Linked DNA regions of Mus musculus: regions 1 and 2 are each linked to region 3. A link is a loop called in an ENCODE intact Hi-C map of the cell type or tissue named here. Cell type or tissue: gastrocnemius. All regions are shown on one strand. Links, peaks and the distances in the headings refer to the core of each region. The heading gives the core; the rest is flanking DNA.

Evidence for each region. Hi-C counts contacts between places; a loop is a spot of excess contacts. Peaks named below come from ENCODE experiments on the same cell type or tissue, not always from the same donor. Only the 100,000 strongest peaks of a DNase experiment are listed, where the experiment ranks them.
Region 1: it touches region 3 in a loop (2.4-fold over the local background); 21 of 42 quality-filtered maps call a loop at or near these places.
Region 2: it touches region 3 in a loop (11-fold over the local background); 6 of 42 quality-filtered maps call a loop at or near these places.

The regions. Positions count from the first base shown.
Region 1 is chr9:120,932,106-120,942,597 of GRCm38, reverse strand. It overlaps Ctnnb1 (catenin (cadherin associated protein), beta 1), which reads right to left and starts at 9,198. Exons shown (of 15, transcript NM_007614.3): 1 at 8,960-9,198. In gastrocnemius, for the core only: a CTCF peak has its summit at 6,057 (motif pointing right); DNase peaks (open chromatin) are centred at 6,057, 8,295, 8,871 and 9,246; H3K4me3 peaks cover 7,732 bases; H3K27ac peaks cover 4,111 bases.
Region 2 is chr9:120,686,434-120,696,925 of GRCm38, reverse strand. No RefSeq gene overlaps it. Among named protein-coding and RNA genes, the nearest start is that of Gm39458, 16 kb to the right of the region's middle. In gastrocnemius, for the core only: a CTCF peak has its summit at 5,068; DNase peaks (open chromatin) are centred at 2,289, 5,166 and 5,818; H3K4me3 peaks cover 1,328 bases; H3K27ac peaks cover 2,976 bases.
Region 3 is chr9:120,596,843-120,607,334 of GRCm38, reverse strand. Gm34323 (a long non-coding RNA gene) reads right to left here and starts at 5,465. Exons shown (of 3, transcript XR_003948277.1): 1 at 5,346-5,465; 2 at 3,226-3,359. RefSeq lists an enhancer at 2,802-5,426. In gastrocnemius, for the core only: CTCF peaks have their summits at 4,347 (motif pointing left) and 5,698 (motif pointing left); DNase peaks (open chromatin) are centred at 4,347, 4,660, 5,396, 5,687 and 1 more place; H3K4me3 peaks cover 962 bases; H3K27ac peaks cover 1,104 bases.

The DNA.
Region 1 (10,492 bases), core at 1,553-9,552, 340 kb before region 3:
TAACACTAGGCCCTAACACAGCTTGCAGGAGCAATTCTTTATAGAGTCAGTAACAAAACTGAGTATAGGGAAGAAAACCGTGTCAAGAGGGATGAAAGATGAGTACTGGAGCTTAAGCAACGAGGTCTGGTAGGGAAATGGTGTCCATCTAAAGCCACACCTGGGGGGGGGGGCTATCACTTATCAGTGGCTGTGGACATTTAAGATTAACTTTTTAAGATTTTAGTTTTTCAGTGATGCAGCTACACTCTAAGTGTCTACCAGCCACGGGTAGCTGAAGCTCCATCAAGACAACATAAACACTGTTCCCAGTACCACAAATCATGGGTCTAAGTAGGAGCTGAGGCAGTGTTAACTGGAGGATGGCTCAACAGTGAGGTATTTGTAGATCTCCTTGTCAGGAGCATTGGCTGAAAGCAAACAAAGGGCAAGGGATCTCAAAGTCGCTGCCCATCCAGTTCAGATACAGAGAGCAGGAAGGCCTGTGAGGGCAAGAGAGCAATACAGACTACTTGACAGGCCATTTTCAAACAAATAAGGGAGGGTGGTTTGGTACTTTTTTCAAAACAGGGTAAACAGGTGACAAGGGGAAGGAATGATGTGAGCCCATAGTGTTTCCTCAGTCTGAAGGAGACCCAGGGAAGACAGGACGGTCAGCACAGGAGGTCATGCTATTGGTGCAGCTGATGTACCACCTCTGGCTAGGGCACTGAGTCCATTTAAGGGGAACAAAGGCATCAACCACAAGGCCTCAGCAGCCAGAAAGCCCCATAATAAGGTGGTAGAGCTACAGCAAGAAAATGATGAATATACCTGAGAGAAAAGTGGGTAAGACTTGCAGAGAATTTGAGCACGTTATGAAAGGAGAGAGAACAGCTCAGCTCTAACAGTGAGTTGGGAATGGGAGCAGGTGGGGTCAGCTTCCAACTCACTGCTTGGGGTGTCTTCCAGCACTCATGCACTATGGAGAAAAATCAAGAATTTACAGGAGAGAAATCAAGGCTAGATTTGCAAATCAGAGTATCTATTTAAAGCTGGATCCTGGGTGAGTAGGAACCAGACAGGGAGGATCAATGACTAGCCCTTCATTCACCTCAGACATGCAACATAGATAGGTCAGAGAAAGGAAACAGCCAAGGAGCTGCCAAGGCTAAGAGTGTAGAAAGCTTGCCCAGGTATAGTAGACTCTTAAGTCAAGTTCCAAGCAATTGTAGGAACTGGGCTGATGCTACAATATCTTAAAGGGGGCCTAAGCCATGAAACATGGTGGCCACTGACATGAGTTGGGGGTTTGGGTGGACTTAAAAAAAATCATTAGTGCTTTAAGTCACATCATGTCCATATGCAGACAGCAAGAGCCAGGCAGGTCTCAGAGAAGCATTGAAGAACAGGAGGGAGAAGGATGAGCAATGATGCTCTTGTTCTGGCCACATCCACAATGATCATCCATCCAAGGGAGTTCTTCCAATTCACTATTCTTAGCAATGACAAAGCAAGAACAAAGCTAAGTGGGGATGGAGGAAGTGGTGTGGGTCAGAGGGGAGAAGAGTGAAGTGAAGCACCACAAGGAAGGTGAAGAAGCAGAGGCAGCACTGGGCATGAAGTCGCAAGGGGCAGGCTGTGGGGTCCACAGACTGAGGAGCAGGGAAGCCTGTGACACCATACGGCCCCATAAACTGAGTCTTCGCTAGAGGATTGGGAGGCTGGGTGCTTGGAATGAGATGAGGAAGGCAAAGTTCTGAGTATGTAACAACAGGACTGTGGGGCTGAACTGAAGGAGAAAACAGTATTACTAGAGGAGTCAAGGAACTATAAGATCAAAATCCCAAACACAACCCTATAAACAACCTTTTGTAAGAACATAAAACAAGATGTCATCACAAAGTCGTGCTGGGGACAGGGTAGCTGAACTACACAGTGCAAACAATGCCATGAATCGTTTATGTTCTAGAATTACCCAACAGAACCCACACTACCAGGAAACAATTCATAGGCCAGACCACACGAGTTGACACAATTCTAAATGTGTATTACAAGGAATTATGACTGGTCTAAAGGAGATCAAGACAGTGAATCCAGTGCTGATGAAGAGTTCCAGGCAGAAACCTGAAATATAGACCATCTGCAGGGCGATGTATAATTTGAAGGCATCATCAAAGTTTGGAGTCTGACACAATGATCAATGCCAAGTTACAAGACCCTTGAGTCCAGTGGCCAGAAGTATGTAAGAAGAGGCCACACCTCAACTAAAAGTCACAAGAAACTGCTACAGACACCTTGACAGGCTTGCTGGTGATCAGCGGCAAAAGGATGGCAATAGGTTATCCCTGCCGAGGCAGAGTGACAAGAGTGACAGTTGTCAAGAAAGCAATATGCCCCTTACTGTCAAAATGGACCCTTGATGCAATGGATCAGGTCATGGGTTCCAACTGTGCCTCTAGTTGAAGAGAAAAGGGTAGGTAACCAGTCTTCATAGAAATTTCAGAGAGAAATATGAACTGTGACACAATGGCAATTAAGGAAAAACCCAAGCCTTTCAGCACACAGGCAATCTCTAAGCACCCCCTCAGAAGACCACTTTTCTTCTGTTAAGTGATTACAGCACCCTTACTCAGTCAGCCTCCATGGTGGTAGGTAAAATTGCCTCCAGCATTAACACCACCACTTTTTGCCCTCCAGAGTGTCTGCAGCTCTTCTTGTATTCCTAGATTTCAACTGCAATTTCCTAGACAAGAACAGAATCAGACAATGTCCAGAACTTTAGGACCCAGGAAATGTAACAACACAACTAAAGGTAGGTAATAAAGGCCTCTAGCAGATAGTTATCAGGCATGGAGTCACAATTTGGCTAAGTAAAAACCTAAAATACTCCTGCCATGGCGGACCTCCTCCTTCCTCCCAAGCCCAGGGAGTTCTCAAGTTCTGCCTCTGTCTCTCCTACCCAGCCATTGGCTACTGGCATCTTAATTTACCAATCAGACTAACTGGGGGCAGGATCCCTCAGTGTCTTCCACGCAGACACAATAAGCAGTTTTGGGGACCAAAATTAACATTTTAATGCAAGCAGCAATAAGTCAAACCCACTACAGTGGGTCAACAGTGTTTAAAAACCATTCAAGAAACCCTGTGGTGTACACTTGTTTACAACAGTACATCCAAACCATGAGGGAACTCATTCCTGAGCCCTTGCCGCTCTAGTTCTGGAAGGGGGCACAGCTCTTCACCTGCTTAATCTGTATTAAGGAAATGTTGGAGACCATTTGCAGCCACCACCCTGTAACAAATTCTTACTCCAACCTAAATATGAGATCCTCAAACTGCACTTCCAAGACATCTCGCAGTGAACTCCATTCCTTATGTTTTATGTGACTAACGCCCATAAGCATATATTCACTTATGGGTACACAGCACCCATCTCTTCAGCTATTGGAAAGTCTGATACTACACATTTTTAAGTTAGTCCCAACTCCATCTTTTGTACTCTTCCTTCCCCTTCCAACCAACCAGCAGCAATCAAATCCACTGACTCCAGATAAGGTCTCTGATGGGAGGACTTAACATGGAATAAAGGTTATAAATCACAGCCTCTTTAAAACTGTTAATATATCTGTTATAGATCAATTTTTAAAAAGACTATCAATGCGAAAACTGAGTTAAATCCCAAATAAAACCAGAAGAAAAAATGGGAAGTGCTTGAGGCAGCTTCCAACAGAATCTAGACCAGTGGTTCTCATCCTGGGGGTCGTGACCCCTTTAGTGTCCAATGACACTTTCACAGGGACCACTCAAGACCATCCAAAAACAGATACTTACAATTCATACCATTAGCAAAACTACAGTATGAAGTAGTGACAAAATACTTTTATGTTTGGGGACACTACAACATAAAGAGCTATGTTAAAAGGTCACAGCATTGGGAAGGTTGAGAAGCGCTGCTCTAGATGGTCATGGCTTTCTTATGGCACTGCATGGTAGGAAGTGGAAACGCATAGCCTTCTGAACCAACGCTGATAAACCACAACCAGAAAAGACCCTGGAATACTACAAGACCCTAGCTAGGTGCAGTGTTGCATAGTCTCAGCACCTTTACAGCAGCTGCAGAAGAGACACAGGACTGTGGGACAGGTGAGTGTTCTAGGACAGATGTACAGACCCATGTTGTGCACATGGTTATCACAGCTACAGCGCTGTATTCAGACATACTTTTGTTGTTTGTTTTGACATGGTCTCATTCTGTACTGCAGGCTGTCCTCCTGCCTCAGCCTTTTGCTGTGACTTGCAGAGCGAGCCACATCAGGCTTCGATGATGCTTTTGAATACCAGCTGGCTGTATCAAGTTCAGCCAAACTCTGCCACATAAACAAAGACCACTTCCACACAAACATAAATTGATCAAGAACAATGCTCTGCTAAAATAAAACACTCACCTGACCTCCACCTCAGCACTGTTTCTAAGTTTGGGACTAGCCTAATACTACACTCAGCTTAGAGCCTTCTAAGTGAAACTATGGAAATGGTTTAAAGGAGCCGGTGAACTGACAGACTATGCACACAGCATCTGTGGGGCTTCTGTAACATTCACCTAGCACGTTGAGTCTGGACATTTAAGACCATGTAGAGCTGGACTTAAGCTACTTCTCCACCAAGACCCATGGGTTCACTAGCCCTGGGTAGTTGGCCAGGTTTCCAGCACCAGGCATTTCCCCCTTGTTGAACTGGTTCTATATCCAACTAGAAATGGTTACCCCGAAATATGCAATCCCATTACTGCACCCTTAGGGTTTATCATGCCACGTTTGTCATGGTTGTGGTTTGAAGGCATCATAAGCTGCAAAGGACTGTTGGTTGCCTCCCTCCTTTGGAGGCTTGTGCTGTGTCTTCTGGTTCCAAGAGAACTAGTAATCAGGTAGAGAGCATCCTCTAGGCCTTGGTATAAACAGGGACTTACCTTCTACTTCTTGGGGGCAACCAAGGGTAACAGCAATAGGCTATTAGCTATGTTCTGGAGTCTAGTGGACAGACCTGGCAACATTTCAAAAGAGGGCTTTTCCTGCCTACTAGTGGGGTTTTTGTAGTCTCCCGTATTTGAAGGGAGCATTGTCAGTTCAGATGAGTAGAGGGGCAGACCGTGAGACACAAGGAACTACAGGCAACTAAGAAATGCTGAGAGTCTTCCCTAGAAAATAGTACAATTGTTATCCAATACCAAATGGTCAGCTCTAAAAACATATAAACCAAATAGGTTGTAGTTAGAGGTGTGGGTGTGTGCGCGCGTGTGTGCCACACACGCGCACATACGTAACAATGATTTACAAGAGGCCATGAATTTGAATGAGAGCAAGGGTATATGGGCAGGTCCGGAGGAATGGAAGGGGAAATGATACAATTATTTTAAAAAATAAGAGAAGTAATTCTTAAAGTCACATTCAAATGTGACAATGCTCCCTTAAAGCAAGAAATTTCTATTCATGTTTCCATGAGTTCTGAAGGCTAAATGGATCGCCATCTCTACATTTGATTTTAGCTTGTTTCTGAAAAGCAGAATCCAAAAACAAAATTTAAACTCTCAAGAATCCTTCATAAACTGACCATTTCACTTCAAAAACTAATTCAGAATATGCTTCACTCTATTATCCTGGCTGATTTGAAATGGTATTTTCAGAAGGGACTGAACGTCACTACAGGGGTGGAAATGAAGGTCTATAAGAACGAAAGCACTCTGAGTGTGCAGCAGAAAACCTTCCCACTACCAGTACTGCTCTGACTTCACCCGAGGGAAATACACTTGTGTTTTACAGTGACAGATCTTCACTGGGAACTTAAGAATTTCACCTCTATTCGTCATCCTTTACTCCGAGAAGCCTGAGCATTTGGTGTCTCACACTGTAAGCAGATGTGCCCTAGACCACCTGTTCTCTCACAGACGCTCCTACCCTCCCAGGCCAGTCTTTTAACTGTACTGAGTACTGTACGACTGGTTCTCCTTACAGAGTAACCAGGATCCATTCCACACAAACTTGCAGAGATCGAGGAAAAGTGACCTGTGTTCTGTCCACCGGAGGGCGCTCGGCATGACTAGAGCACTGCCGTCTCAATTGAAACTGGGAAATGTGTCTTAAGAGACACAACTAAGTCCTAGCAGGACTGCCTACTTCCTTTAAAGGCCTTCTCCCCATGGAAGATTAGATGCTTTCTTCCAGAATTATACCCCAGCAGAAAAATCAGGGTTCTTAGTCAAGGGAAGCTTGATTTTACATTAAATACAAAGGAAGATTTCTTAGGTAAACAGAGGAAAAAAAGACCTTTCTCCGGAAAGTTCTGATTCACTTTCAATTGACACAAAACACTTTTCCTTTTATAAAACTTGTAGCTAACCTAGGAACCACACCATGACCGGTGTTGCTGAAGAGCAAGCATCGCAGGGCTGCCTAACATTCCTCAAGCTGCGTCCTCTCAGGACAGAGGCTGCCTCCACAGGCCTCAGAACTGTAGCTGCTCATCTACTTTACTCTCTGTGGCATGAAGATGTCTTCAGTGAGATTGTTTTAAATAAAAAGGAGTTGACAGGGGCCACAAAACAACAAAAGAAAATGGAGTTAAAATGTTTGTACGTTTGCAAGGTTTTTACGAGTTTGTGAACACCGTTTCAGGAGTTTGTCCCTCGGGTTTGCTTCTGGCCAAGGACACTAAAAATTTACCACTAGGTGATGGGCAGAGACCACGACCTGGCCTCACCTCACCTCACCTCAGCACTGATATTTCAGTTGACTCCATCTACTTTCACTGTCCACTTCCTGCTTAGAAGTACAGCAACAAACGACTGTAAATATACCACTCCACTCCACTCGCCACCTGCAGTGTGCACAGGCTCTTGTCCATGCTCTGCCCTGAGTTTATTTGCAAAAGGGCTCCACCAGTTTTCCTGAGCACACATTTCAAAATACACTCCGACTAAGAAAGTTCCCCATCCTCCACCTTGGCGGTGGGATTCTGGGATTCTGAGACTCGTGAGCTAAGGCTTCACTCACAGTCTCTAGTCCCATCGTCACTACAGCAGTAGATACTTCCCTTCAAGCTGGAGACATAGATACCCAATATACAGTCTCTAAACTAGTGTTCTCAATCTGGGGGTTCAACAACCCTTTCACAGGGGTCACCTAAGACCGTGGGAAAACATTTACATTATGGTTCACAACAGTAGCAAAGTCAGTTGTGAAGTAGCAAGGAAAGTTTTACGGTTGGGGTCACCATAACAGTTGAGAAACTATTTTAACAGGTCACAACATCAGGAAGACTGACTGAGAAGCACTGCTCTAGACTATGAGAAATGATCACATGACAGTTAAACTCTATTTCTTCACGCCTGCATTCGATTAAATGTTTCCCTATCTGAAGATAGTCTTTTTACAGACTGTGAGGCCCAGGACTCTGTCCCAGGCAAGCTAAGCTTTCCAGATAGCCTGCTTCCTTAATTAAGGACTTCAGCCTGGGAGGGTTTGTTGTAGAGAAACATCTGCAAGTTTCCAACTTCCTTGCCACCACTAAAGGCCTTGTCCAGACTCGGCCTTGAGGACAAAGGTTAGGTAGGTCACAGAATGACTATCCCCAGTACCATCAACAATGTTGTCCGCTGTGAAAGGGCGTTCTCAAACAAACCTTGGAGGCACTTCATTTTAATTTCGGGGATTTCTGAATGTTTAAGGTGAAAGTGAACTAAATGTAACTGCGGGCCTTAACTCAAAGTTTGAGCCGGACATACAAAACCGAAATACAAAGGCCACAAGCTTAAGCAACATTAAATTAGAACCAAGAAAGCAAGCTCTTTCCCGGGACGAGGAGAGACTGCACTGAGACATCTGCAAACCTCAAGTAAATAGCGAAATGGCTTCCTAAATCCCAGACAAAACGCTTCACAACTTGGCCATGTGAAAAACATGAGGCAGACTTTATCAAAGGCAAAGCTGCCGTCTCCTCAGCTTGCTGTCTGGTCTAAGCCACCATTATTCATGGCACAAAGCTCTCGTTTCACTAAAACCACTCCTCGATTTCCTCTCGCCGACCTCCGCATACCAGCAGCCCAGCCGCTCTCCATTCAGAGCTCAGGCCCCGGGAGGGGGGCTGCGGGGGGCGCGGGGGAGGGGAGCCCACAGATGTCTGGAGACCCGAGCCCGAGACAAAGCTGCCCCGCAGCCAGCGGGCTCACCGGAGCGGGCCTGGGGTACCGAACTTGGGAGCGTCGGTTCCAAGTCTGGTCCCCCAAACAACACTCAGAACAAGTCGCCAGGCTCCCACGCCCTGGCGGTCCGCGCTCCGGCCACTCCGTCTCGCTCAGAAAGCAAACGCGCTGGGGAGAAACACTTGGAGCGGACCCCACACTTACTGGCTAAGGGCAAGTCCCCCTCCCCCAAGCCCAGGTTTCGGATCCCGCGCACCTCCCCCCCCCCCCGCCTCCAACACCAGGAGTGGCCGGTGACTCGTCCACGGTCCCAAATTCCCGCCAGGACCTCGGCCCCGCAGCCACCAACCCCACGCGAGTCCAAGAAGCCACCCTCCGAGAACACGCTCCTGACGCATCCCGCCCGCTGCATCCAAGTTTGGCGACTCCACGGCTTAAAGTTGTTTGGATTCAAACTCACAGTCAGGTCGTTGCAGGGAGAAAAAAAAATTTGTCTGTGCGTGCTCCACGAGGGACAGAGGGGACGAGCGCCAGGTCTCGCGTCCCCCCGGCTCCGCGGGCCACGGAGGCGAGGCCCCCGCCCACCCCGCCCCCGCGGCGGCCCCAGCCCGGACGCGAACCGCGGTCCCCACCCCCCACGGCGGCCAGCCGTCCATCCGGGCTCCCGGCGCGCGCCCGCCCGGCCCCGGCCCCAGCCCGCGCGTCCCCGCGGCCTCCCGCCGCCACCCGGCCCGCGAAGTTTCCCGCTGGCGCGGCGCGAGCCGGCCCGCCGCGGCGCCGCACCTCAGGCCCGCGCGCTGCTCACTCGCGGCCGCCCGCTCGGCCTCGGCCTCCTGCACTGACGGCTCGGCGCCCACCGTGCTCCGTCTCCGCCTCCCCGGGCCGCGGGCTTCACAGGACACGAGCTGACGCGGCCGCCACCGAGCGAGGGCTTAAGATGGCGCCGCACAAGGAGCGATTTATAAGCGGCGCGGCACCGTGTATCCTGCCGCTGCCGCTCCGCGCGGAGCGTTCCGCCGCGCGAGGACGAGGGGCGGGGCGCGGGCGGGCCGGGGAAAGTAGTCCCCGCCAGTCCGAGTCGCTCTGCGCGTGCGCCGCCGGGAGGGGCCGAGCCGGGGCGGGGCGTCCAGACGCCGCTCCATTGGAAACTAAAGGAATCGAGAGCGGGCCGCCGCCGCGGGCCGGGTGGAGTGCGGCCTCGGACGGCGCAGGTTCGAGGCTGCCATCACCGGTGCACCGGCCGCCACACCCCTGAACCACCATTGGACCCCACCACACTTTACCGCTCCCAGGAGTGTCCCGCTTCCCTTCCCGCTGTGCCTCTGGAATCCGGACAGGGAACCTGGGGCCCAGCCACCTTTCCTCCCCACCCCAGGAGGCCTTGGAGTCCCCAAGAGTGTCTGCGAACATCTATTAACAAGTGATTCAGCTCCACCACTGCGTTCACCAGCGTGATTCCTAGAAACCCCATCTTACCCAGACTCACTGGGTCAGTAGAACCAGGCGTGGGGACCAAGGACAGCGATTTTTCTGTATTGTTTGAGAAACTCGAGTGTGTTGCTGAGAGGACCTGTGGGTAACCTCTTAAATTTTCAAAACTAATTTTGTATCCTTCGAGAGCTCCCCCCCCCCCAAATCATGACAATAGGGTGAAGTTGGATCTTCTCTTGGAAATGGCCCCATTGTTGTCCTTCACGATTGGCACTTGTCAAAACTGGAGCAGTTGGGGTGAATTGGCTGTCTCCAGCCTATTATTCTGAGCTCACGTCTCTTCCCAAACAATGGCAACAGGGAAAGTTGCCCCACTGCCTTCTTTCATCCCAGCGCTGTAATTAACGCAAGTAAACAATAGGTCCTTATGTACAGGTACTGGCAGGAAGCCCATGCATCACTGAGGCAGGGCCGGTGCTGTAGGGCCAGCTTAGTTTTTAAATGACTCAATTTTCTATCTTAAAGACATATCACCGTAACTCTGTGAACCACCACAGTCCACCATGCTGGAGCTGCTCAGTGAGGGCCTTTGTCTAGACCTTTCCCCTCTGCAGCTCTGCTCGGATTTCCGGAGAGTAAACTCTGCTGCTGGCTGGGGCTGACTTGGCCTGCCATAACTCAGAGAGATAGAGCAGGAAAAGGTATTTTACCAAAGCCCTACCAGTGGTGGTTGCAGCTACCAACCCCTAATTTTAATTGTCACATGCAGAGTTAAAGAATATTTGGTCGATTCGTTTAAAATTAGATAGCTGACTTCACCTCTGTCCGGGGTTTCCTTTCTTTTCTTTTCTTTTTCTTTTTTTTTTTGGGGGGGGGGGGGGTTCC
Region 2 (10,492 bases), core at 1,604-9,603, 89 kb before region 3:
GCTGGTCTGACAGGATGGCAGACTCCTGTGAGAGCCCCTCCTGGGAAACAAGCACCTCCAGGGAGACTACACCAGGTTTAGCCATTCCTGTACTGGCTGGTTTTGTGTGTCAACTTGACACAGGCTGGAGTTATCACAGAGAAAGGAGCTTCAGTTGAGGAAATGCCTCCATCGAGATCCAACTGTAAGGCATTTTCTCAATTAGTGACCAAGGGTGGAAGGGCCCATTGTGGGTGGTGCCATCCCTGGGCTGGTAGTGTTGGGTTCTATAAAAAAGGGAGCTGAGCAAGCCAGGGGAAGCAAGCCAGTAAAGAACATCCCTCCATGGCCTCTGCATCAGCTCCTGCTTCCTGACCTGCTTGAGTTCCAGTCCTGACTTCCTTTGGTGGTGAACAGCTATGTGGAAATGTAAGCTGAATAAACTCTTTCCTCCCCAACTTGCTTCTTGGTCATGATGTTTGTGCAGGAATAGAACCCTGGCTAAGACATCTCCACACAGGTTTCCTGGGGGACTTCCAACTTTTGGAGGGCACTGTGATGGCTAATGTCGAATGCCAACTTGATGCGACTTAGACTTACCAATGAGGTGAGCCTCTGCGTGCGTCTGTGTGGGTTGTCTCGATTATCTTGATCAGGACACCTGCCCACTATGAGGATGGAGACTTGGCGTGAAGGAAAGGAGGAAGACAAGTTCAACATTCACTGCTCTGGACTTCCTTACCGCGGATGTCATGTGAACAGCTGCCCCAGGCCTGCCGCCGTGAGCTTCCTGACGGGATGGGCTTCCTGTTGAACTCTGGTCAGAACAAGTCCTTTCTCCCTCCAATTGCTTTTCCTGCATATGCTCCAACAGCAGGAACAGTAACTACTGCAACTTATTCAAGTTGCTGGGACTGGAGAGGTGGCTCACACAGTAAGAGCACTGGGTGCTGATAGACCTGAGTTCAACTCCCAGCACCCACATGGCAGCTCACAATTGTCTGTAACTATAGCAACAGGGGATCTGATGTCCTCTTCTGACCTCCACGGGTACCAGGTACACGGTACACAGACATACTCGCATGCAAACACCCATACACATAAAGTAAGAGTAAAAGACCTTTAAGACAACAACAAAAAGAAATTGTTACAGACACTGAGGTATATTTTCTTCCACATCACCTTTAATAATCCCATTGTTCTAGCTGGAGCATTCTTTCCCAAACTAAAGACTACATTTCCCAGCTCCCTTTGCAGCTCCTTCTGAATGTGTTTGTAAATTCTGGGTAAGAGAATATCAGATCAGTTAACCCATGAGATTTGGGTCAAAGGTCTCCAACATCAGGCTTTTCCTTTTGTCTCCCACTTTTTTTTTTTTTTTTTAAATTGGGAATGGGTTTATTTCGGCTCACAGTTCAAGGCTACAATTCCTCACTGCAGAAGTCACAATGGAGCGCATTGAAGCAGCTGGTCATATTTGCATCTGTAACCAGATGTCCTGGTTGGCTTTTTGTTGCTATGAAAAAGACCATAATCAAAAGCAGCTTGGGGAGGGAAGGGCTTGTTTGGCCTTCATGTCCCAATCATAGTCCATCCTTGAGGGAAGCCAGGGCAGGAACCTTTATGGGTCAGGCTGTCTGGGTGCAGAACCTTCCACTGTCTTTATTAGTGTACAAACTTTGGCCCCTTAATTTTACCCCTTTTTGTGGGAGTGGGGATGTCATGACACCTGCCCACAACTGGATCCAAGTGTTCTGGGACCTGGAGCTTAAAAGTGGGAAGAAAGTCTTCAAGACAAGCCTAAGGGCTATTGAAGGCTTCTGAACAAGAAAGCCCAGTCCTCAAGGGTCTGCCCCCCACCTTTTGATTCTTTGGATGTCTACATGATGACAGGGCTTTGATCATCATCTTGGGTCATAAGGACAAGTTCCAGACTTGAAAACATAAAACAGTGGAACGGGTGACCCAGGGGGAGCCTTGTCCTTGGTGGCTTTTCTAGCTGCCATACTGGACTGCATACTTGTGAGAGTCTCCTACATTTGTAAAAGATAATTTCTATGTGATTTAAATCACCCCCCCCCACCAGCTCCAGGGAAGGGAAGGAGGCAGGAAGACACTCCTCTCTGCTCTAATACATCATCCTACCCCACGTGAGAAGATGGGCAGCTTATTATTTTAGCTGTATAACCGTTAAAAGAAAATGCTTATTCTTACAGCCTCTTTGATTGAGACGAAGTACCTCATTAATGCTTGATCCATCTGCCAAGGGAGGAAAGGAAGGCACTGAGCCAGCTGCCTTGGAACAGCAGCCCGAGGGCCACATGGGATGCCCTTCCAGGGAACCTGGAGAGTGGTAGGGACAGCACGGGCCTCAGTGATGTAGCACTGTAGTGTGTGTGAGGGGACTGGGCATGGTGGCAGAGCTGAACACTGCCACTTCTTGGAGCTCTGCTGGGTGTTGTTTGAAAGGACATGATGGGTGTGATATAGCTGGACTTTCAGAGCAAACCTGGTGCTTCTGGCACCCTCAAGGAGCTAGCCTGGGCCACTTGACCCCATTTACCAGCCAAAGAGGAGAGTGTAGGAGAAAAGCAGAATTTGAGCAATGTGAATGAATAGGGAGAACAGATACAAAGGTCCAGTGGACCCCAGGTCCATCTTTGTGGTCACCCCAGGTCCTTCTTTGGGTTGACTCCAGGTCCATCTTTGGGGTGACTCCAGGCCCATCCTTGGGGTCACCCCAAGTCCTTCTTTGGGTTGACTCCAGGTTCATCTTTGGGTTGACTCCAGGTCCATCTTTGGGGAGAACCCAAGTCCTTCTTTGGGGAGATTCTAGGTCCTTCTTTGGGGTGACTCCAGGTCCTTCTTTAGAGTGACCCCAGGCCCTTCTTTGGGGTGACCCAGGTCCTTCTTTGGGGTGACCCCAGGCCTATCTTTGGGGTGACTCCAAGTCCTTCTTTGAGATCACCCCAATTCCGTCTTTAGGGTGACATGAGCTTTAAGTAGAGGAAGAAGAGGAGAAAAGGTGTGTAGCCCTGGGCCAGGCGTGACCCTGATGATCACCATGCCAGCTGTGGCTCTAGAAGATGATCATCCAGGGTGTGGCCTTGGCTTTGACTCCTGGATAGCTGCCTTCTCCTGGGGTTTCTGTTCTTAGAATCCAGGGTAGATATAGATCCAGGTTAGGACAGTGACTTATCCTTGTTTTTTAGTCCTGGAAGCAGGCTGAACTATGCTAGGTAGGCAGACACAGGCATTCCTGTGCTGAGTCAGGCAGAGCTCTGAACCAAAGCCAGGGACACAGACAGGGAATGAAGGCAGAGATGGCAGGCTCCGCCCTTTTGGTCCAGGTGAAGAGTCAGCACTTTTAATCAAGAGCAACAACTAAGGGCCTCTTAGAGAGATCTGGGTGAAGTTGACAGAGTGCAGGGCACTCAGAGAGGGGAGGAGAACCATCTGAGTTGTGAGTGCAAAAGCAACTGAGATTCTTGCCGTTTTCTTTCCTGTGCTGCTGTGTTTTAAGTCTCTCTCTCTTGTTGGTATGAAGGATGCAACATTTCTTCAGGGGTTTGGGTATCCACAGTTCGCTCCCACCTGCCCTGACAGCACAGGCTTGCCATTGTGTGAATGCCAGCTTACTCTCTGCAGAACCTCACACGGCTGGCATCTAGGAACAAGAAATGGAGCCAACAGCTTTCGGCCGATGAGAGGTGGAGTTGGTAGAGGAAGTCCAACTTCTTGTGTTGGTTGGTTGGGACCCTTCACAGTTGTTCCCAAGACAGCAGCAGCCTCACTTGGGAACTCACAGAAATGGAAGCTATCAAGGTCCGCCACTACATACTGACTGAATCAGAAACTGAAGCTGGGCCCCAGCAGACAGGGCTCCACAGCTTTCCAGGCAACTCTCCTGCGTGTGCAGATATAGCCGTGCATGCTGTTTCCCAGAGTGTCCTTGCGGCTCTAGCTGCCTAGGGCTAACCTGTTTATAAATGGAGTGTGTGCTGTTCTGACCACAAGTCTCCAATATCATCTTACTCGTGAGAAAGCAGGGAAGGTTGTATTCTGGAGAATGCGTGCGTGTTTCTGCTGGTACCATATACAGAGTTGGTACAGTCTAGAGATGGAGTATTTTCCTATCTATGAATATTCATCTATCTACAGTCACACGCATACATAATTGCTTATTTACATGCAAATCCGTGGAGATCTGCATTAGATAGAAAGGAATAAAAAAAAAGTTAGCTGATTGTTGTAGAGTTGAAGCCAACAAGACTGCAAGTGTCTGACCCCATACCTGGACAAAGTACACACTCAATGAAAACAAACATAAATGCCCACGGCCCTTCAGAAGGGTGACATGTAAAGCATGTCTGGGATAGCCCCCAAGCGAAGGGGCCTAGGAACTCCGAGGAACAAGAATGTCTCAGACACAGATTTGAGGGAGAATCTGGAGCTATGTCTCGGCTCTCGCCTTCAAAATCAACCTCTGTGTTCCGCCTGTGGCCTCTGCCACAGAGCTAAGGATGTGAGAGGCACCAGCTGGCCTGCGCCTGTGGTGACCGTCCCCACTTTTCCTCTTTGCATCAGTAAAGCATCCCTCTACCCAGGAGGGGAGTGAATCTATTGCTCTGTGGGCAGATGGCTCTCTCGCTTCTGAGAAAGTAGGCTGTTTTGTTACTCTTCTCGCTACTGTGGCAGGAAGCAACCTGAGGGTGTGCTGTGGCTCACACAGCCTGCCAGCCTGATGGCGTCAAGAACCACCTTCAGACAAACCCCTCTGAACTTCTGTGAAGAAGTTTCTAGATTATTTACTTGAGGTGGTACTACCCAGCCTAAACGTGGGTGGTACTGGGATCCCTGACTGAGTACAAAGATGAAAGCGCTGAGCACAGACGTGCACGCAAGCGTGTGTGTGTGTGTGTGTGTGTGTGTGTGTGTGTGTGTGTGTGTGTGTGGTGTGTGTGCGCGCGCGAGGAACCAGGAATCCCCACTGGCTGCAAACTTCAAGGCTGGGTCCCCAGTGAGCATCTCTCCCGAGCATGGAGAAGGCACAGAAGGGCCAAGCCTCTACTACTGCCTGCTTCTACAGGAACCGCTGGAGGGAAGTGAAGAGCAGTGTGTGTAGATGCCGCCCCCGTCCCAGGCCCCGCCCCCTGCATGGCCCCAGCTAGTGACTTGCAGCCGGGACAGCCAGCCTTCTGCATCCCGGCAGGGTGCCGGGAAGTAATTCACTGCAGAGGCTCCTCCTCAGTGCAGTTTCCTGTGGCCAATTATTTTGGGAACGAGGACTGGAGGTTTGGGTGGAGGAGGGGCAGTCAAGGGCCTGGAAGCAAAAGGGCATGAGGCTGATCCGGCCTCCATGCCCTGATGTAGAGGTAGCCTCCACCCTCCACACGAACACAGAAGCGTCACATGGACCCGCATTGTGTGGCTTGGAAGTCCTCCGCTTGTACACCATCCCTCCAGAGTCAGGAACCAGACGCTGGAAGGCAGCCTTTTAGTTTTTTTTTTTTTTTTCCACTATGGGAGGAATGAAGCGGGGAGGAGGGGTCCACACACTCACACGATCCAAGTAGACTTCTCCTAGTTTGTTTTTCTGACACATTGGAAACCGCACAGTGCAGAGAAAATTCGTCTCACATGCTCAGGCCTGCTTTCCCGGAACGCATCCAGAGACGGCTGTGTCAACACTGCTCAGCCAGCCAGCCTCAAAGGGATGGGCTCTGTCAAGGAAAAACTCAACCCAGACCCTGGCGTGAGGGGGCGGCGGGGGCTTTGTGTATCCTTTAAAGGGAGAGTGGGCCTCTAAGCGGACCAGGCACTTCCCCCACCACGCAGTTGTCCCCACACCACCCCTGTATCGCAGGGGTTCCCCGTCCCAGATGGTGCTGAGCTGTGTGTGTGTGTGTTCAGCTGCTCTGCTTCCTCTGAAGCCACAGGGAGGAACCGGAGAGGGAGCCAGGAGGATGGAGGAAGCCTGGGTGGAGGATGTTCCTGGTGGCTAGAGCAGCTAGGTACCACACTGGATGCTGATTTGGATGGAGAGGAGCCTCAGAAGTGAGTCCCCAGAGTTTGAGATCTGGACGTCAACCCTCAGTGTTCAAGACCCAGATGTAACACCACCACCTCCCCCCACACCCCACCACCAAGTGTTAAGAGACCTGGACCTAATTCCCACGCTGTTGTTTGAGATGCAGATGTAACCAAGCCCTCTCTTAAGAGACCTAGCTGTAAATCTCACCCCAACCTAGCCCTAACAGATTCAAATGCAAACTCTCCCCTACTCATTCCCCTATTCACTACTGTAAATTCCCAGTGTGAGATCAGGTGTAAGCATCGGGTGTTTCTGTGAAACTGGAGCTTCCTCTGCAGACGAGAGAGAGGAGCTGCCTCTGGGCAGCCAAGGTGTGGGGCCATCATGGCTCACTGACCGTGGCTTCTTGCTACCTGCTTGTCCTTGGAGGCCTTCTACCTGTGGCTCGCTTCTTCAGACACAGTTTGTGGTTCTCAAAGCTGCCTGTGTGGTCAGGAATGTTTACAGTTTGGGATTTCAGTGACCACAGCCTACCAGGAACAGCAAGGAAACCCCTTGTTTCTCTACCATAAAGTAAGTTCCACTGAGCGCCATTGCCCAGTTCCTATGAGGGCTACGGTCGTTCTAGGGTTAATTTAGGATCTTGAGCTCTGGCCACAATCCAGATCCTAATGACACTGTAGAGTTTCTTGTCCCTCCTGGCTCTCCCCTCAGTCTTGAGCTCTCAGGAGCAGGCATGAACCGGTCAGTGGGGTTGCGGAGAGCAGAGGTAGTGGAGCGGCTTCCTCTGCCTTCAGCATCTGTGTAGTGGTGGTTGGGGCCTTCAGCATCTGTGCAGTGGTGGTTGGGGCCTTCAGCATCTGTGTAGTGGTGGTTGGGGCCTTCAGCATCTGTGCAGTGGTGGTTGGGGTCTTCAGAAAAGCTGGCTGGGAATCAGTTTGGCCACAGATGCCTGGGCTCTCGCCTCTGTGTGACCTCGCCCTGCTGGTGAATGTCTCCCTGAGTTGCTTCACTTGCCTGCGACTGTGGAGACAGTGTGCCAGCTCCCTCTACCATTGCTGAGAAAGTCAGCTCCCTGCCCCTCCCCATCACTGCACTGCCTCCACATAACCTGCTGGATACAGTCTGGCACAAAGGTAAGAGACTTACCTCTGAAACAAAAGGATTTTTCTCTTCCCTCAGCTCTCTCTAAAGTCAGGAGAAACCATCCTATCTCTCATCCGCCCTCTGACGACCATCCATAAAGCCCTAGCCTGTCACATATATGCTTGAGATTCTGGCCAAACCCTGACATCCATGTGACATGTAGTGGGTCCCCCCACCCCCACCCCCAGACTCCATTTCTTCAGTAATGGAAGGGGAGTCTTTATAGATTAAATATAATCCAGTGATGATTCAAAGCCCCATGTTGGCTTTTGGTTCTGATCTCACGAATTAGAGCCGTGAACAAGCTCTGAAATTGACCAATTCAAATTTTACCTGTCCCTTCCCCGTCTATCCCGTCAAAGACATGCTAATTTGATCTATAATGTGGCCAAAGGGCAGATATGAGAAGGGAGGAGAAGCCAGAGGCATGAAAAATCCCCAAACGGGATCATCCACTCCCTGGATAATGGGTCTTGCCTGAGCAGAATGCTCAATGAAGCCCGCTCTCCATCTCCCTCTCCCTCTCCATCTCCCTCTCCCCCTCTGCCCCAGCAAGCCCTTGCCCCTTTCTGCAGAAGCTGTAATCTCCGTGCCCTAATGCATTAAACTGTTGAGTTCCTTAGACAAAGCACTGCAGTCCTTATTTCATTCACAGGCGGACAATGTCGTTCGAAATCGAGGAAGTGGTTAAGTCTTCGTCCGCAAATAGCTGGGTAGTCCAAAGCCCTCACCAAAATGCCAGGCCAGGTTAAGTCTTCGTCTGCAAATAGCTGGACAGTCCAAAGCCCTCACCAAAATGCCAGGCCAGGTTAAGTCTTCGTCCGCAAATAGCTGGGTAGTCCAAAGCCCTCACCAAAATGCCAGGCCAGGTTAAGTCTTCGTCCGCAAATAGCTGGGTAGTCCAAAGCCCTCACCAAAATGCCAGGCCAGGTTAAGTCTTCGTCTGCAAATAGCTGGGTAGTCCAAAGCCCTCACCAAAATGCCAGGCCAGGTTAAGTCTTCGTCCGCAAATAGCTGGGTAGTCCAAAGCCCTCACCAAAATGCCAGGCCAGGTTAAGTCTTCGTCTGCAAATAGCTGGACAGTCCAAAGCCCTCACCAAAATGCCAGGCCAGGTTAAGTCTTCGTCTGCAAATAGCTGGGTAGTCCAAAGCCCTCACCAAAATGCCAGGCCAGGTTAAGTCTTCGTCCGCAAATAGCTGGGTAGTCCAAAGCCCTCACCAAAATGCCAGGCCAGGTTAAGTCTTCGTCTGCAAATAGCTGGGTAGTCCAAAGCCCTCACCAAAATGCCAGGCCAGGTTAAGTCTTCGTCTGCAAATAGCTGGGTAGTCCAAAGCCCTCACCAAAATGCCGGGCCAGGTTAAGTCTTCGTTTGCAAATAGCTGGACAGTCCAAAGCCCTCACCAAAATGCCAGGCCAGGTTAAGTCTTCGTCTGCAAATAGCTGGGTAGTCCAAAGCCCTCACCAAAATGCCGGGCCAGGTTAAGTCTTCGTCTGCAAATAGCTGGACAGTCCAAAGCCCTCACCAAAATGCCAGGCCAGGTTAAGTCTTCATCTGCAAATAGCTGGGTAGTCCAAAGCCCTCACCAAAATGCCAGGCCAGGTTAAGTCTTCGTCTGCAAATAGCTGGACAGTCCAAAGCCCTCACCAAAATGCCAGGCCGAGGGCCCAGAAACTATCCTTTCTCATGGCGCATGTGAATAAAAGAAATTTCCATAATTTTTTTGTGATTGCCTTCACAGTTATAAGTGTCATTGTGTGAATGAATACCCTTTAAATCATAAATGTGTCCAATTGGTAAATATTGACGAATTAGCTCCCCGTTTTTGTCACTGTGACCAAATACCTGATCTCAAGAAGGGGGCTTCTCCCTTCCCTTCCCTTCCCTTCCCTTCCCTTCCCTTCCCTTCCCTTCCCTTCCCTTCCCTTCCCTTCCCTTCCCTTCCCTTCCCTTCCTTGCTGATAATAGAAGTTTCTCTCCCTCCCTCCCTTCCTCCTTCCCCTATCCTTCCTCATTTTTCTTTCTTTGAAAGAAAACTAAGAAAGATGGAACAAAACTTTTTTGGTTTTTCGAGGCAGGGTTTTTCTGTGTAGCTCTGGCTGTCCTGGAACTCACTTTGTAGACCAGGCTGGCCTCGAACGCAGAAATCCGCCTGCCTCTGCCTCCCAAGTGCTGGGATTAAAGGCATGCGCCACCATGCCCGGCGGAATAAAACTTTTAAAATAGTGATGAGTAATGATAATTTATGACTAGCTTTTAAAAAATCATCTAATTGGGCTGGTGAGATGGCTCAGGGGGTAAGAGCACCTGACTGCTCTTCCAAAGGTTCGAAGTTCAAATCCCAGCAACCACATGTGAAACCACCTGTAACAGAGATCTGATGCCCTCTTCTGGTGCGTCTGAAGACAGCTACAGTGTACTTACATATAATAAATAAATAAATCTTAAAAAAATCATCTAATTATTGAGAATAAATCCTACAGCAAGACATGGAAGAACATTCAAATGAGCTTTACAGTTGGCTGGATGTCAGGGGTCTCATTCAGATTTGGGGCTTCAGAGCTCTGGGGGTGTGGAGGTAATACACTCGATCAAGGCAAGGGTGAGGTTTTTAGTTCAATCCTTGAGCCCATTTTAAAAAACTAAAGCTGTGTGTATGTGTGTGTGTGCGCGCGCACGCGTGCGTATCTGCATGTGTGCGTGCGTATGTGTGTGTGCTTGTGAGTGTGTGTGTGTGTGTGTGTGTGCGTGTGTGTGTGTGATGGGAACCTGAACTGAATTCACTAGTCTCTTTTCTGTCTGCTGGCTCTGAAACCTTGAGAAATGAATGTCTACTGTTTGAGCCACACAGCCTCTGAGAACCTGCTGAGGAGGGAGGGCCATGCTGACTGAAAGAGTACTGCCTTTAATGCCACCTGACCTGTCACTAGAGCCACCACCATGTACCCTGCCTTCCAGAGGCAGCTCCTCCCCACCCATTTTCCTCCCATGCCGTCTTCATCTCTGTCCTCACAACACCCTGATACCTCAAACCTCACCAAGCTCATGTGTCATTTCTCCAGGGCAAGAGTGTGACGTAGGCTGTTGCACCCATCGAGACCTCTGGCAGATATATGGGGAACAGAGGCCTCTTGGTCTGTCCTGAGTTGGGTATCAGACACTATTTCTCATGCAGTTACACCCTCTTCTCTTAGAGAGAGACAGAGCCCACGGTGATAAATGGTCGGGCCGAGCTTACTTCTTGTGGAGTGTGGTGATAGAAACATAAATCCAGGGTGGCCTCAGAGTCTCTTGTGTCGCCTGTAACTGCAGTCCAGGAGGCCATTCACAAGGT
Region 3 (10,492 bases), core at 1,430-9,429:
TGTTTATTAAAAAATGACTGTAGTGTGACCCTGTCAGCCATTTTGTTTGTTTGTTTGTATGTTTCTCAGGTCCTTCATTTCCATCTGCAATTTTCTTAACTGCTTAAACATTCTTACAACTTTTTTGAAACAGAAAATATGAAGAAGAAAAAGAAAAAACAAAACAAAACAAAACAGAAAATCCCCTTTGGGAGCAAAGCAAGAGATATCCCAGCAGTATCAGCTGCAATACTTTTTTGTTGTTGTTTTTCAAGACAGGGTTTCTCTGTGTAGCCCTGGCTGTCCTGGAATTCAATCTGTAGACCAGGATGGCCTTCATCCCCTGCCATTTTTCTCTACAGCATTTGAAATTGGATTTCCCATTTTTATCCTTAACTTTTGAGTCCCACATTGAGATTCCACTTGTAGCTGGCAAAACTATGCCTCTGTTAGAGCATGAGGCAAATCGTAGTCAGCTGCTACAGACCGTCCAAAGCAGCCCCACATCCTTACACCTGAGATTGAAACAAAAGCACATTGTTATAATATTTCTGCACTTTCTTTTTTTTTTTAAAGATTTATTTATTGGTTATATGTAAGTACACTGTAGCTGTCTTCAGACACTCCAGAAGACGGAGTCAGATCTCGTTACGGATGGTTGTGAGCCACCATGTGGTTGCTGGGATTTGAACTCCGGACCTTCGGAAGAGCAGTCGGGTGCTCTTACCCACTGAGCCATCTCACCAGCCCATTTCTGCACTTTCAAAGAAACCAAAATTTCAGATTTTCAAAAATAATCATATCTCATCCACCTTTGAGTTATAGCACTGCAGCCCCCCTGGTGAAGCCTGCAGAACTGTGGCCCAGCTCTCCCCCTGGCCTTCCCGACACCCACATCAATGTCCTCCTCGGCTCCACATTTACATAAAGGTCTCTTATGGCCTGGGAGTTTGCTCAGCAAGCTCATACGTGCAATCCCCAGAATACATACGTAAAAAAATAAAGGGGGGTGGGGGGAGAAAAGGAAAGGAAAGAAGAGAAGAGAAGAGAAGAGAAGAGAAGAGAAGAGAAGAGAAGAGAAGAGAAGAGAAGAGAAGAGAAGAGAAAAGAGAAAAGGACAGGCATGATGGTGCTTGAAATCTATCTCTGTTGGTCCTGGGCTCCATGGTCCTTCAGGTTGGCCCAATTGGTGACCCCAGGTTCCAGTGAATGATCTTGTCTTATATTCTTTTTTTTTTTTTCATTTCCAATTTTTGTTAATTGGGTATTTTCTTTACTTACATTTCAAATGCTATCTCAAAAGTCCCCCATACCCTCCCCCCCACTCCTCTACCCACCCACTCCCACTTCTTGGCCCTGGCGTTCCCCTGTACTGAGGCATATAAAGTTTGCAGGACCAAGGAGTCTCTCTTCCCAATGATGGCCAACTAGGCCATCTTCTGCTTCATATGCAGCTAGAGGCACGAGCTCTGGGGGTACTGGTTGGTTAATATTGTTGTTCCACCTATAGGGTTGCAGACCCCTTTAGCTCCTTGGGTGCTTTCTCTAGCTCCTCCATTGGGGGCCCTGTGTTCCATCCAATAGCTGACTGTGAGCATCCACTTCTGTGTTTGCCAGGCACTGGCATAGCCTCACAAGAGACAGCTATATCAGGGTCCTTTCAGTAAAATTTTGCTGGCTTATGCAATGGTGTCAGCGTTTGGAGGCTGATTATGGGATGGATCCTGGGTGTGGCAGTCTCTAGATGGTCCATCCTTCTGTCTTATATTCTGAGGAATGACACTTGGGTTTGTCCTTTGATCATACACACGCACACGCACATACATGCATGCATGCACACAGACACATACACATTGAGAGAGAGAAGAAAGGGAAAGAGGGAGGATCTGCCCGTTCTATTGTTGTCCTTCCCTTATCTGTCAGGGAGCAACTAGAAAGTCTCTGAGAAGAGGACATGGAGGATGCTACAGACTGAGCTACATTCCACTAATCCCACATGCTGGCTTACTCCTCGGTCATGGGCCTATTGGGGGAGGCAGAGGGTAATTAAAGCTAAACGAAGCCATAAGGGTGAAACCCTGATTGAGGATGTTGGGGTTCTATAGAGAGGGACATTGACAACTTATGTTTCTTTTTCCTGATCCACAGAGAAGGGGTCACAGGAGGGCACAAGAAAATCGTGGTCAATTTATAAACCAAAAGGAGAGACTTCAGAATGGGGTGAACCTGACCTGTTTGGAACTCACAGGTTCCAGCTTCCAAAACAGTGGGAAAATGAGCTTCCCTCCAGCCACAGAGTCCTGCACCTGCTCATGGGCTAGGGTCCTGGAATGGCCTCCTCTGCATTGATCAAGGCCAGTCGCCAGGATTTTGTTCCAGAAAATGGAATATCTATGACTCTGGGGAAAACTCTGTCTTACTCCACTGGAAACAAGATGAAGTCATAGCCCAGAGGCAGGAAGATCAGGAGTTCAGACCCTCCTCAGCTACATAGTTTGAGGCCAGCCTTAACTACATAAGACTATGTCTCCAAACAAACAGGGCCAGCAAGATGGCTCAGCAGGTAAAGGAGACTGCTGCCAAGGCTGTTTGGCCCCTAGAAGCCTCTTGGTGGAAGGGGAGGACTGACTTCTATTAACTGACCTTTGAACTCTACAGATACACTGTGACAATCATATACTCATCTATAAATAAATTCATAAATAAATAAGAGTAATTAAAAAACAACAACAAAAAAGCCTTTTTGGAGCAAGGAGTCTTCTGACCCTGGCTACAGATCCTCTAACAGAAAGGAGTTCCGCAGACCTCAGATCCACTTGCAATCACAAAGGCAAGAACCAGCACACAGGATAGGAAGGACTTGCTCAGTGTCTCCTGGGAACTGCAGTTGGAGACCACACTCCGCCCCACCATCCAGAACTGAAGCCCAAATGGAGGGGAGCAGAGCAGGAACCCAAGGGCTACAATAAATACTGGGAAAAAGAGTGAAGAGCTACCCCAGGATGTTGAGGAAAGACAAAAGACAGGGGAAAGGCAAAAGGCAGGGTTGAGACAGCCACCTGAGGACCAGCTCAATCTAAAGGCAAAGCAGGAATGGGGGCGGGGACGGGGACGGGGACGGGGGCTGGGGGTGCTCAGCTGCTCAGGATCGAGGTGAGAGGCTTAGAGAGGAGCAGTCTGTGCTGAGCTCTAGGGCATCTGTGAGCGGGGCCCCTCCCACCCATCAGCACCAGCTAGGAAGCTCACCTGTACAGGTGGGGCTCTTCGTGTCCACACAGGCCTTTGCCTTAGGTAGGAAGTTCCGTGTCTATTTTGGGCCACCAGCCGCCCCAAGTAGTGGTTATTCGTTCACGGGCAGGACAGAGCTTCCAGCCTGACCTCTGGAAAGGAGATCGCTAACAGTTGCTGAGACTTATGATCCCCCCGCCCCCCACCATACACACACACACACACACACACACACACACACACACACACACACACACACCTTCGTAGCCACAGGCCACTAGAGTCAGAATGTGTCACTTCCCACAGAAGCAGTGACTAGGAGCAGCTGTTAAAGGTGGTGGACCCTCCTTAAGGCTTCCCTCCCAGCCCCCGGGTTCTATCCCTCAGAAGCCTGGGGCCACCCCGCAATACAATCTTACAGTCATAGCTTCACCTTTCAAAGAAAGATATTTAAAGATGTGGGAAGAAAGGGGGAGGGAACGGGACAAGGGGCCGCTCGGGCTTTGGCGGACTGATTTCTTTTCGTGGGGGCAGGGAGGGGTGGTCTTCCTCTGTTTCACCCCCACCCCCCAAAAAAACCGCCAGCGACTGAAAACTGGTTTTGGATTTTAGATTTTTCTAATTTCAGATCAACGAGATTATGTGTTTACAGTCATCTCGAGTCAAATCAAATCTAAACATGGGGAGTTATTGTAGATTCGTGGGGTGAAGAAGTGGGGGGGGGAGCTTTGAGTCACATGACTTTTATGCGGCAGAAACTTAATGAGAAACACACCACATTCCCAGAACCCTCTTTCTAGTCTGGGCTCCCGCAGAGATAAAAGGTCACAAGAAGAGATGGAGGGAGCGGGCAGGAGCCTGTGGAGCCGGGAGGCGCTGTTTGACTGGAAAGTAGGCCCAAATTTCATCCGAGCTGCTATCGGCTGATAGTCTAACTGATTATTTTCTTTGAATGCCAGATGTGAAGAGCCTTCATAAAGGAACCTCAAACATCATCCATTTAAAAACAAATCGACCCAAGCAGTATGCATTGTGGCACAAAAGGGAACTTTGCAATTCCAGACTGTAGGGAAAGCCGAGCAGCCAGGCTGGGAGAGAGGCCCGGCTGAGACTGCATCCCACTGCTGCCCCCTGCAGGCCGTGAGCCACAGAGCAACCGAGGGAACCGGGCGGCTCGCCCTGGGTCAGCAGATGCAGTCGGAGCCTGGAAGGATGGCTGCAGAGTTCTGGGCTGGGCGTCTGCACACGCACAGCCTCTTACGATCACTAACGCTGCAAGGTGGAGACCTCAACCGCTTTTACAGGAGAGAAATTGCATAAGTCTGTGAACTGAGGGTCGTTATCAGGAAGCTGGCTTATCCAGCCCTCCTCCACACTTCAGTGTCTCTTCCATGGGCCTGTGTCCAAGGATCTCCATCTCAAGGCTCCTGTGTCCAAGCTAAAGCCAATGCACCCAAGAGGAATCTGGCCCGATGCCCCAGCCATGTGCATGCAACTACACTGAGGATACTAACCCCTCCCCCGCACACTGTACTTCTGGAGACAGGCTTCATCCCTAAAACATCTTAAACTGCCAAGCCAGAGTTCAAAAAGACTTGCAGAGCTAAGAACATCGGAGCCACCTCTGATTCCAGCGTCCTACTCCTCTGCATTTGTATGCAAGCACGCACCGCCCTGGCTGTTCATTTTTACATCCAGAGACTGACTGTATACACCGTGCACAGTCCTGGGTGCACTACAGGTCACTATCAGTCACTGGGGCCCAGTAACCTCTAGGGCTGGGCCTGGCAAGGCCGTTCCAAGTGAAGCACCGTGAAGTCAATGTGGGGCCCGCGGCAGCCAGGCCCCGCTCTGCGCTCTCCGGTCCTGCTTCCAGAGACACTGTATGAGATTGGTCTAAGGCTTGTCGTGCCTCCTGAGTATTTCTTCCTTTGCTGAGAACCCTTAAAGGGCACCAGCCTCATCTCTCATCACGACTCCTAGTCCGGTGAGCTGGGAGTCGATCTGCTCCCTCCCATCACAAGGCCTTTGCCCCAGGTTCCTCTATGGCTGTCTGACCTGTCAGTCAAGTCCTTCTCCACACACTGTTTCTCCCTTCCCCCATGCCCCACCCCTGCATTCCTCCAGTGCCCACTGACCTCTCGTCACTACACCTCTGGCCACCTTCCTGTCCTCAGTGCTCTGGAAAGCATTCAGCAAATATTTGGCCACTGTTCCGCAAACGACTTCTCATGTACAAATAATCCCTAGTGGTCAGGGACTGCTCGAGACCCCACCTGTGTGTCTGTTTGCTTTGGGATTGTCTCAGACGTTTCCTTCAGTAACACGCCTTCCTCGGGGCTAGAGACAGAGGCTATTTTAGCCCAGTGTTAGTTGGTCATAATGACCTGTGGCCAGTCCAGGGAGGAGGCAAGGCCAGCGACTCCACAGGTTTTCCCTATCTCTAGGAAAAACTCTCCTATTACCAGCCTGGGCCGGCATCTGAGCACCACCTAGTGGCAGGTGTTGGTCATGGCATCCACTTTGCCGGCCCTTCCACAGCCTTTTCGGATAAAACGAACACTTGAAAAAGTTCCACAATACCTCGTCCTTGAGAATCGTAAGGAAGCCCAGTAATATGGGTAACATTAAACTGTTGACAAAACATGTCAAATGCTTGACTGAACAGCCAGTTCCATTATCTGTTTTAGTATGATTTGGAACACCAAGCATAGAAAAATAATGCAGGCAATGGCTAATTACAGTTTTAGTTGCTTCTCCTGTTAAAACAGTTGCATCTAGAAAGCCTGAAAAGGTGTCAATAGTCACATGTGCATATTTTATTTTTCTAAAGTCAGAAATATGAGTATCTATTTGCAGTAATTGATTAAGTATAAGTCCTTGGGAATTAACACCATTATGTGGTACATGTAGGAATTGAGGAGACTGAGAACGTCTTTACAATTTGACGTGCACATTCAACAAAAATACCAAATTATCATCTCAAGCCATTACTAGTTTGATGAGGAAAGAACGAGATTATATGGCCAATTGTTCTTGTGTAAGGCTTATAATCTGCCTGGGGTACAAATCTGCTGTGGCACTGCCTTCAGGGGTCTTGTCCAGGCAGTCCAGGATGAGTTCTTAAATGTCCAAAGGCAGTCCTTTAAAGGAACAGTACTTTCTCTTAACTTGAGTTGTATATGCATAAACAATTGCAAACTTTGAGAATTAGCAGTATCTAAAAAAAGGAACAATTTCAAGCAATTGTAAGCCCATATATATATATATATATATATATATATATATATATATATATATACACATAATCAGTATACAAATTAAAAGCTTGAGTTTTCAACACTTTGAAAACACTGACTATAGCACGTAGTTCAATTATCTGTGCTGAAGTAGAGGGAAACTCGAAAATCATGAGAATAAACATGTGACCCAATCACGTATACTTCTCTCCCACAGAAGGGCTGTTTATAAATACAGTAGATACATTCTTTATGGGATACATGCATACATTTACAGGGACTACAAAAGCATGCATACAAGAAAAATTTAACAACTTGTCTTTTGGATAATGATTGCCAATTTTACCTAAAAAGTTTGCTATGCAGTAGGCCAAATATCAATATTCTTTTTTTTTTAAAGATTTATTTATTTATTTATTATATGTAAGTAAACTGTAGCTGTCCTCAGACACTCCAGAAGAGGGAGTCAGATCTCGTTATGAAGATGGTTGTGAGCCACCATGTGGTTGCTGGGATTTGAACTCCTGACCTTCGGAAGAGCAGTCGGGTGCTCTTACCCACTGAGCCATCTCACCAGCCCTCAATATTCTTTAATAACCAATTTAATTGCTATTTGAAACAAGGAATAGATGTCTCATCGGGTTTTTTAAGACATTCTCTCCAAAATATTTTCATGATTCTATCCTACAATTCTTTATTAACCCCACAATGGCTTCATAATAGGATTTTAAAACTTTACTTGGAGGTGAAGAAAGGTGAATCCACATTAATGCTCTCTTTTGCCAAAGAATTGCTGTGGGCACATTGAGTAACAATAACTAGAATAAGCAGCTAACAATTGATAACAGAATCTTCCTCTACTTTCTGCAAAGCTATCCTGCCTCTCACCAGTTAATTTGCATCTCCCTTGACAACATCCCACAAAGGCTTAAGTCCTCCTGTGGGGAGCTGAAGGTGAGGTCTTAGCCAATTAACATCTCCTGGAGCCTTATGAAAATAATTTGAAGTAAGCAAATCATCTTTTCTTTCTTGAATTTTCTGTACCACAATTTTTCTAGGATATAACTGAGGCCCCAAGTATTGAGAAAGATATTTCTTCTGAATCTTTTCTGGAGCAACAACTATTCCCCCAAACTTTAAAGCTCGTTGTATAAGAGCAAAGGTTTGTAGTAACATCCCACCAGAGTGATCAGCTAATAAATATTCTCCATATAATAAACAATATACACTGAAAGATTCACAGTCCTAGCTTCTAGGCAATTTTTTTAAAAATATAATGTAAGGCTATTCGCCATTCCTAGACGCAAAACTTTCCAGTGATTACAAGCTCCCTAGAAGCAAACCCTTTATAATTATCAGGATACAGAGGGAAAAAAACAACCTTCCAAATTCATAATTCTACATGGAGTAGGCAGGCCGGATTGCAATGCCTTCAGAAGTTACACAGCCTCAATGACCTTTCATAAATCGTAAGTTTAAACTTTATTTTGAACAACACCTGGATTGGTCTGTAATAATGTTGTTTTGGCTTAAAAATAATTCCTGGAGGTGGAGGCGAGGTGAGGCCCCCAAAACTTCCCTAAGCAGGGTTTGCAAAATAAAAGAAATGCCACACAAGCCTGGCTGAAGCTGCTCTGAGCTTTGCATTATCTCAAATGTAAATATTTCTTAGTCTGAGCATATTGATAACCCCTCCTGCAGTGAGGACAGGTTCCAGGGGAGCAATTCTACTGTCTGTCTATGCCTCTAATTTTTGGACAGTCTTTCCTAAGATGATTTATACTTAAAATATTCCTTATAACCTTGGCGCTATGAAAGCATTGCTTGTACTGTAGTCCCCTGCAAGGCAGCAACCATAGCCAAACCCTGATTATACGAGGGTCCAATTTCTGCACAAAGATCTGCACAAATATCTAGATAAGTCTGTCTTGCTTTGTATGGCTGGATGGCCGCAGCAAGCTGCATTAGCACTCTCATAAGACAATTGTGTAACAAAAGGAACCCCTGCTTGAGGGTCTCTGAAAATTCTACTCGCTCTTTTTAGTAGCCTACCCACAAACTCCTAGTCCATCGGGAGCCTGTTTGATAACAAATAAATTCTCACTGAGATCTCTTTTCCAAACTTGGGGGGTTAAATTTTGCTTCTACCACTGTATCCAATAAAGGTTGTGTAGAAGGAGTAGCAGGCCCATATGGGTCAGAGCTGTTTTTAACTTTTATTACTCTAGCAATCATCCTAATTACAACATTTTGGTGATTTAAGAACCCTGAGCTTGCATTCAAACTACAAACTGCAGCCAATGGAACACTGGCAATTTAACCATAATTTTTAAGTTTCTCTTGCAATACTAGAGCATAACCATAACTTCTGGAAAGCAAATCCCAATTTTAAACAATCCATTCTCTTTAAAATCAATATCAAAAGCATCACTTTTATGTTACAAAGTTTGGCTGACAATTTATATATGAATACATGACAGTGCAACTTGTAATGCTTCATTAAAGAGACTTTGTTTTAAATCTTATCCCTTCTAAGTCTTGTTTCTAGGATAAGAATTACATAAAAATTTATCCCAATTTAGAAGTATCTTTAGAGGCCTGGTTTCCTGGGCTGGTTCATGTCATGTGTTGTTGTTTAAAATGACTCCAACCTTGAGTTACCAGTTTTAAGCTAACTTTCTTGTTACCAATGTTACACTTTTTTGATCATACCCAATAACTTATAAGCCAATACTCTATGACCAAGACATGCAGAGCATATTTATACCTTTAAGACCAGTCGGAAACCAATCGAAGTGGCTATGCAAATCTTATAAATTTAGACCAAACAAAGAATTTTTACTTTTGCTAGCTATAATTTCAAGAGAAAAGGCACCTTGTCATTTGCTGAATCCAATAGTCACAACTGCAGAGGTCTTTCTAGGAAAAAAAAAAAAAAACAACTACCAGCTTATTTGCTTTAGAACTTAAGAAGCTGCTGGCCCCCTTTAAAAGCAGCTTTTCAGTAGGGCCTCTCCTGCTGTGCTTGACTCCTGGCAACACACAGGGTGCAGGGCAACTTAAATCAGCCTCCGCTGTGCAAACTGAGACTGAATCAAGAGATGGATAGCCAGCAGATGAAGTTTTAACCATTTTTTCTTTTCAACAGGAAACGTAGAACAACAGTGATTCAGACAATGAAACAAAAACAGACACAAATTGACATGTGAACAGATTGGTGCACCAAGGACAGATAATACAGAGAGGGAGGAGAACTTGATGTAACCAGAACTAAGGATGTCTCCTGTAGGGGTCAGAGAGGAAGCTGGACATCTCCCGATTCCCTTCTGTCCCTGGGAGAGCTCCAAAATCCACTTTCCTTCTCTCTTGATCTCTCTCATGTTACTTGTATATCTAGCATCTCCTTTCTTTCATTGTTGTTAGTGGTGGTGGTGGTGGTGGTGGTGGGTTATTTGTTTGTGTTTTTACTCATTTTATTTTATTTTATTTTATTTTATTTTATTTTATTTTATACCCTACTCCTCTCACCTGGTGCAGTTCTTGACTGTAGACAATTGCCTATGTAGTGAAAGATCCCCATTTCTGGGGAGACCCTCGCTCAAGTCCCGGGATGAGCTGACACCCCAAGAACTTGAGAGAAACCATTCTTGATGCAATATCGCATGAGGTTTATTCGGGAAGCAACATGCTGAGGCCGAGCTTGTAACCCGCACAGGGGCAGAGGAGATCGACCCCCAGCAGTTGCAGTCGAGGGTTTTTAAAGAATAAACCGCAAAGTGAGGGGAGGATAAGACCACAAAGAATGGGGAAGCTGAGTAAACATAAGAATGGGGATGACGAATTACAGCTCATCTCTCACGGAAAGGTTACAGGCTATCTTTGGCAAACATTCTTGGTCCCTTACACAATGAGTCAGGTGCCTGGGTGGGTCACCCAGTGGTCATCGTTCTCTCAGGCTGAAGGTGAAAGAACAAAGAACTCCATGCTGGGCTTCGTTTCTAGGGGTCTAAGAAACACATTGAGTTGGGGTCTTACAGTAGAATTTT